2 separate regions of the Homo sapiens genome follow, and region 2 is linked to region 1. Evidence: chromatin contacts called from ENCODE Hi-C or POLR2A ChIA-PET data. All regions are on one chromosome and are shown on one strand. Each heading gives the region's core, a stretch centred on a gene start or an enhancer-like site at or near the end of the contact. The rest is flanking DNA. Distances are from core to core; before and after follow the strand shown. Region 1 overlaps PCNT (pericentrin). Region 2 overlaps DIP2A (disco interacting protein 2 homolog A).

Region 1 (3,641 bases), core at 303-2,802:
GTCTGCTGTTTAAGCCCCCTGGTCTGGGGTGTTCTGTTACGGCAGCTGAGCAGACTGACAGCCGTTCAAACAGAAATGACCCTGACAGAAGAGAAGACACACACTGCCCAGGGCCATTCAAGGCACGAGAAGCAAAGGCTGCCATCATGAGCACAGAAGAGACTGAAAAAGACGATAAAGTAAGGTCAGGAAAATGTCAGCAAAGCTCCTTCCCTCTTTTCCTGCTGCTGTGCCTTCAAGGCCCAGGGCCTGGAGGGGACCTAAGGCTGCAAGGGGCTACCCGCTGGTCCCCAGGGGCAGCGTGCAGCACCAATGAGCCTCCTGAATGCCAGCCAGGCTGCCGCTCGCACACAACCAGGGCCTGCTGGAGGGGCGAGCGGAGGCGGGTGGGGCTGACCCTCCCACCGGCTCTCCATGGCACCAGCACACCCTGTGCGTTCCAGGCACAGGGAGAAAGCCCTTCCCTCCCTCACAAAGCTTTGATCCCAGTCAGAGGCAGGCACAGGGGCAGGACAGGGTGGGCACGGAGATGGGAGGGAGCGTGATGGGAGTTGGCACCCACTCCACAACCTCCACAAGCCCTGGTGATGGAAGCAGACAGGCAGGGAGATGGGGAGGACTTGGGGAAAAGTGGGGTGCGGGGTCGACAGCACAGAGGTGAGGCCCTGAGGTCCAGTTGCTGGGGCTTGGGGTGTGGAGGGGGAGGTAGGAGAGACCCAAGGGGAGGAATGAGGCCGGAGGGCAAGTCACCCGAGTGGCAGGAGGAGAGGCCCTGGGGGACAAGTGCTGGAATGGGCCGAGTCCGCAGGGCCACATGGCCAGGAGGGACCACTCTCAGCCTCCCCGCAGGCTCACACAGGGCACAGGCCTGAAAGCCCTGAGCCCTTCTGCCCCCCACACACCTCCACGTCCCGCAGGGAACCTGCCCCGAGAGCCTGCGCTGGCTGTGGGAGATGGGAAGGCCTCCCCAGGGTTCTTGGACCTCAGTCTTTTTGGCCGTGCTAAAAAAAATCCTAGGCCAGGCACGGTGGCTCATGCCTGTAATCCCAGCACTTTGGGAGGCTGAGGCGGGTGGATCACAAGGTCTGGAGTTCAAGACCAGCCTAGCTAAGATGGTGAAAGCCCGTCTCTACTAAAAATACAAAAATTAGCTGGGCATGGTGGCATGCACCTGTAATCCCAGCTACTCGGGAGGCTGAGGCAGAGAACTGCTTGACCCGGGGTGGTGGAGGTTGCAGTGAGCCGAGTCTCAAAAAAAAAAAAAAAAAAAAAAAAAAAGAAAGAAATCCTAGTGTCCACGTGGCCCTAAGGACGCGGCCATTACCACAAGCTCCTTAAATCCTTTGGAAAAGAAGTGTGTGAAGGGCAAAATAAACCTGCGTCTTTCCCCCATGGAGCGAGATGTCCTGTATCTCGTCTTCCTTCCGGGGTGGGTGTGGCTCGCCGCTTGGGGGTGCAAGGCCTTCTGACAGCGCCAGGATCTGGTGGCTCTCGTCACGCACCATCTGCAGTAAAGCCTGTGGCGGGAAAGCGCGTCAGAAGGGAGTTGCCTGCCACCCCACACAGCCACGCTCTACACCACCTGCGGCCCCGAGCTGCCGCCAGGACTCTGTGAAGGGCGGGCAGCTGTGGAGAGGGAGGGCACCGCCTCGGCTTCGTACAGGCGGCACCCACTTCTCAAGCTACAAGGTTTTCAAGCCCACCTCTCCCGACCTTCAGAGAGACAACACGGAAGCCAGGCTTGGAGTGAATTTCTCTATAAGCCACTCCAAAGATGGCCCCGCCACTTCCTCCACTCCACCTGCTCCCTGAGGGGGACACCGTCCCCCGCCTAAGCCTGGACAAAGCTCAGGGCAGGGCTTTAGGCCAATGTCCACAGCGAGATCACAAACATATCACACACTCCCTGCCCACCTGGGACGCTACGAGAAGGCCACACGATGGCCACCCAGGAGGCCTCTGTGCGTGGTCCGGCTGAGGCCAGTGCCGACCACCAGCGTGGGGTGAAGCTGCCTGTGCTGGGCACGGGGAGCAGAGAAAACCATCCCCAGCAGGCCCTGCCCACAGGTCTGTGAACACGAGGCGGCTGCTTTATCCCACCGATTACGCAGCAGCTGGTGTCCGGACACACACTTGACTGTCTCGCCAGAGAGGCTGAGGGGTAAGCAGACGGCCCTATGGAGAAGCTGGTGTCACGACCAGCCTAGAGCCCAGAGCCCAGAGGCTCAGCGCGGTCACCACCACATGAGCACACACCCAAGCACAGGACACGTCTGCATAAAAACCTGAAGAGAAAAATAATCTAATAAAGTCCAAAAAGAGGGAAATGCAAAATGAGGCAATGATGAAGCCTACGACGGGTGTGACTGACTGAAAATAGGCTTTCCTGTAATTTTAACGATATGCCAAAAAAGGTCAAATATTAACACTAAAGTGTGAAACCAAATTGCACACTATGTTCATCTCTAACAACTGAAAACACTTTTACTTTAAACATAACGTATGTGGCACAGGATGGATGCAAACTGAGGTCTGCGGCAGAGCAGGGTGGGGTTGAGGGGAGCGGGGTGGTGCGGGGAGGAGCGGAGACGGGGGGAGCAAGGCCGTGGCTGGGGGAGCAGGGTTGGGGGGGGCGCAGTGGGAGCAGGGCCGGGGGAGCAGGGCGGCGGGCAGGCCCTGAAGCTGCTTGGCCCCTCTCTTCCAGCTGCAGAGGACAGGCCATTTCCTTCTTTTTAATATGCTTTTCTAGATTCTGTATAGAGGAGAAAATGCATTTTAAAAAACATCTCTTACAAAGAAGAGATGCAGAGGCCCTGGGCCACAGCTTCCCGCCAGGTGACACGGGGCCCTTGCAGGTGGGTTCCCGTGAGGCCGGGAAGTGGGGCAGAGACCAGTGGGTACCTTAGAACATGGCCTGTGAGGCAGCCTGGGGGGTCCCACAGACACAATCACTAGGGCTGAGAAGGTTCTGCCATCTCCACACTCAGGACCAGGCGGCTCTGCCTGTCAGCAGTGGTGGTGGTGGCAGCGGCGGAGGCAGGGGAGTCCTCATTTCCTGAGCTCCAGCACCTACCCTGCCCACTTATGGCTCAATTCCAGGCACGGCCAGAGGTGGCCAAGAGTGGCCGGGGCCCCACCCGTGCTCAGGACCTCTCAGCCTCCTCAGCATAGGGACCACAGGGGCTATTAGAGCGTCGACCACACTCTTGGCGTCTGTGGCTGCATCTGAGCAGTGGGTGTCCCCCACGCGCCTGGAGCCACCTCCAAGTGGGGCAAGCACCCAGCTCCACTCAGTTCCCCACTGCGGCGTCAGTGTGGGCACAACCCCAGGGCTCCACACTCTAAAACACAGGCCAGAAATTAAGACAATAAAGGAAAACCCTGAGTTTGAAACAGTCTGAGACATCCATGAAAAAAACTCCTTGTGATTTTCAACTGGACTTGGGACCTTTCAAAGCTGGAGGTGCTCCCTGGACAGCAGTTCCTCCTCTTCCTCCTCCTCCCCTCTCCCCTCCCCCTCCCCCTCCTCCCCTCCCACTCCCCCTTCTCTTCCTCCTCCCCTCCCCCTCCTCATCCCCCTCCCTTCTCTTCCTCCTCCTCCCCTCTTCCCCTCCCCCTCCCCTTCTCTTCCTCCTCCTCTC
Region 2 (3,772 bases), core at 36-2,535, 58 kb before region 1:
CATATCCTTTTTGAGTGATGTCACCTAAAACAACAATGGAAAAAAGAATTGCATTTCTTCTACAATTCCAAAATTTTAAAATTAAACATCAATTTATGATTGAAAAACTGGAAACACTGATGTCCTTCCATGAAGTGTCTGGACAAATAAACTATAATGGACCCATAAAATGGAATACCACTCAGCAATAAAAAAGGAACAAACTACTGATACACACAGCAATTTGGATAGATCTCACATGCATGCTGCTGAGTGAAAGAAGCCAGACTCAAAAGGCTACTGAATACTCAACTTTTATGACATTCTGGAAAAGATACAACCATAGCGTCAGATACAGCTAGTGGTTGCCAGGGGCTGGGAGTGAGGAAAAGACAAGAGAATTTTGAGGGTGGTGAAACTGTTCTACGTTGGGAGTGTAGTGGTGGTTACATGAGCATATGCGTTTGTCAAAAATCTGTACCACTGTAGAAGAGTAAGGGTGAATTTTACTGTGTGTAAATAACACTTCAAATTTTAAAAATTGTGATCACCATCCCCTGGGAGCTTGCCAAAAATGCAAACTCTAAGGCCATATCCCAAACTGACAGAATCCAAATCCGCACTTTATCAAGATCCTCCAGTAACTCCTGTGCAGGTTCAAGTTTCACAAGTATTGCAATAAGGGACCCATGGGACACAAGCCGTCCCAGGCCAAGGGGTGTCCTTGGGAAAGGAGGAAAAAGGACGGCTGTTCCAGTAAATTATCATAAGGAAAAACAGCCTGAAAACAAATTAAACCACCTAGGAATGAGGTAGGAAATGCACCATCATGAAAACACTTCTTAATGTAAGCACACTATTTGGTTTCCTACACATACCTGGAAGTTCTAACAGGGGATGTGTGATGTGAAGACTTTATTTAGACCAGAAATACATATTACAATTCTCATGATTAGCTTGTCCTCTGGGTGAACATGGTAGAGTTTTTAGTGTTTTGTAAGATCTCCCTTCTCTCAAAACAAGCAAGCAAAGCAGTAAGGCTGCTGTGAATCAGAAGACACAGGCTGATGTCATTTATTGAGTACATAATTGAGTATTTCCTTTAGATGTATTTTTTATTGTAGGATTTGTTGTGTGAACAGACTGACACCGTTGAATATCTGACATCTAAGTTAAGCCTCAGTGGAAGCCTCTGGGTAGGCATTAATATGCCATCCTACAGAAGAAGAGCCTGAGCCACGGCCTGTGGGCCAAGCAGCTGCTCTGGTCCACACCAGCCTACCACAACCTCCCCACCTACTCCACCCTGCACTGCGCCCAAGCCCTGCCCTCTGCACAGAGCCTCTGCTTTAAGAGCTCACTTGGCTCCTCCCAAGCCTCTCATGCTTATCTGCCTGTCCTTCCATTTATTTATTCCCTGTGTCCCCACTGTGTTCCATCTCTTCAGACTTTTTTTTTTTTTGCATTTAGTGTCTTTTAGACATATTTTCTTATAGCTTCTTTCTATAGTGTCTTTTAGAAACTTTTTTATAGTGTCTTTTAGAATATATTCTGCAGAATGCATGTTGCTTTGTGTCTGTGTACTTTTAATTGACCCGAATGGCATCATATTATAAATCACTATTTTCTTCCCTAAGCCTTCCATTTTTAAAACCAACCCTTCCTCAATGCAATGAGCACACCTGATTCACTGCACTGACCCGGGTACCCCTTGGAAGTACATCATCCTTGTTCACCCCCTCACTCCATCACTGCACACTCCCAGGTCCACAGCCAGCCACCACCCACACCAACATGCTCAGTGCTGCAGTGACAATCCTCATCAGGTTCAGGATATAACTGTACAATTTCACTTATTAAATTTCAACTTGTGCACAACTTTTTAAGGTTTAGAAGGCAGTAATTTTCAAATGTGCATGTGTGTAGGAGAGGCAATTAATCTGCATCACAGAGGTACGGAATATGGCTCTGGCTGAACTCCACTGCTGCAGAAGAATCTCACTTAGGATCACAGATGCCAAATCCCTAGTAATATCACCAAGTCCTTCACTCGGCAACACAATTTCTAAAAACCCATTCTCAAAAGCACTCAACTACCCCTACAGGTCACAGGAACAAAGATGAGTAGTGCACAAGGGTAATAACATGCATGGAAGCTTGACACTTCCTATAATGACAAAGCCTTCTCAAATAGCTCACGAAGGGTCTGCCTGAGGCTGTTTGACAGTTAACATTTTTAAAATATAATAGGAATATACTCTAAAATAACAATAAATTGTACAGTAAATACATAAACCAGTAACATTCATTTATCATTACCAAGTATTATGTACAGTACCTAATTATATGGATTAGATTTTTAAGACTGGCAGCACAGCAGGTTTGTTTACACCAGCATCACCACAAACACGTGAGTAATGTGTTGTGTTACAATGGCTACAAGGTCACTAGGTGGTAAGAATTTTTAGCTTTATCATGATCTCATGGAGCCACTGTTATATATGTGGTCAATCGTTGCCCGAAACATCTACTGGGCATATGACCAGATATGGATACAGTTGTTCATAGTACTCCCTTATCATGCTTTAATGTCTGTGCAGTCTATAGAGATTGGCCTCTTTCATTCCTGACTGGTAATTTGTGTCTTTGGTATTTTCTCACTGTCGGTCTTGTTAGAGGTTTATCAAATTTATTATCTTTTCAAAGAACCAGGTATTGGTTCTACTGTTTTTTGTTTTTGTTTTTGTTTTTTTGAGACGGAGTTTTGCTCTGTCACCCAGGATGGAATGCAGTGGCACAACTGGCTCACTGCAACCTCTGCCTCCTGGGTTCAAGTGATTCTCCTGCCTCAGCCTCTGGAATAGCTGGGATTACAGGCATGCGCCACCACGCCTGGCTAATTTTTGTATTTTTAGTAGAGATGGGGTTTCACCATGTTAGCCAGGCTGGTCTAGAACTCCTGACCTCAAGTGATCCACCCGTCTCAGCCTCCCAAAGTGCTGGGATTACAGGTGTGAGCCACTGCACCTGGCCCCACTGATTTTTTCCTATTGTTTTTTCTGCTTTCAGTTTCACTGATTTCCGCTGTTATCATTTTCCTTCTGTTAGGAAACACAAAACCATAATGAGATACCACTATATGCCTATTCAAACAGCTAAAGCTTTAAAAATACTGACAATGTCAAGTGCTGACAAAGACTGTGAAGCAATAGAAACTCATATATTGCTGATGGGCATGCAAAATGGTATAGCCACTCTGGAAAACAGTGTGGAAGTTCTTTATACAGTAAAGCAAACACTCACCAGACGACCCAGCAATTCCACTTGATTATCTACCCTAGAGAAGTAAAAACTTGTGTTCACATAAAAACCTGTACACAATTGTTTATAGCCACTTTATTCTTAATCACCAAAAAACTAGAAACAACCCAGATGTCAAGTGAATGAAGAGACTGTGACGTAACCATACTATGGAAAACTACTCAGCAATAAAGAGGAACAGACTATTGATACTTGCAAAAGTGTGAATAAATTTCAAAATACATTACGCTGAAAGAAGAAAGCCATTCTCGAAAGGTTACATGCTATATGATTCCATTTATATGACATTTCGGAAAAGATAAACCCATAAGGATAGGGAATAGATCAGCTGGGGGACCGGGAGACTGCAAAGGGATAATATGAGGAGTGTTTGGGGATGATGGTGCTGTTCTTTTTCTTGTTTGGTCTTTTATTATGTTTTAGAGTCAGGGTCTCGCTCTGCCACCTAGGCTGGAGTGCAGTGGCATAGCTT

The links. A loop is a pair of places that touch in the nucleus more often than their neighbours do. ChIA-PET counts read pairs that join two places held with the same protein, here RNA polymerase II (POLR2A).
Region 2: a loop to region 1 is called in a map of natural killer cell, with 4 times the contacts of the local background. The contact joins two enhancer-like sites. A Hi-C loop is called at or near these places in 2 of 168 maps with a recorded cell type or tissue (endothelial cell of hepatic sinusoid and natural killer cell). POLR2A ChIA-PET finds 5 or more read pairs at or near these places in 1 of 52 experiments (activated CD8-positive, alpha-beta memory T cell).

The regions. Positions count from the first base shown.
Region 1 is chr21:46,423,707-46,427,347 of GRCh38, reverse strand. It overlaps PCNT (pericentrin), which reads right to left. Exons shown (of 47, transcript NM_006031.6): 33 at 1,377-1,517. Among named protein-coding and RNA genes, the nearest start is that of DIP2A, 33 kb to the left of the region's middle. RefSeq lists enhancers at 1-381, 382-883. Within about 2 kb of position 1,552, at least 6 of the 41 ENCODE cell types and tissues checked have a DNase peak (open chromatin) inside an H3K27ac peak, as active enhancers do.
Region 2 is chr21:46,481,009-46,484,780 of GRCh38, reverse strand. DIP2A (disco interacting protein 2 homolog A) reads right to left here. Exons shown (of 38, transcript NM_015151.4): 2 at 1-24. Among named protein-coding and RNA genes, the nearest start is that of DIP2A-IT1, 20 kb to the right of the region's middle. Within about 2 kb of position 1,285, at least 2 of the 41 ENCODE cell types and tissues checked have a DNase peak (open chromatin) inside an H3K27ac peak, as active enhancers do.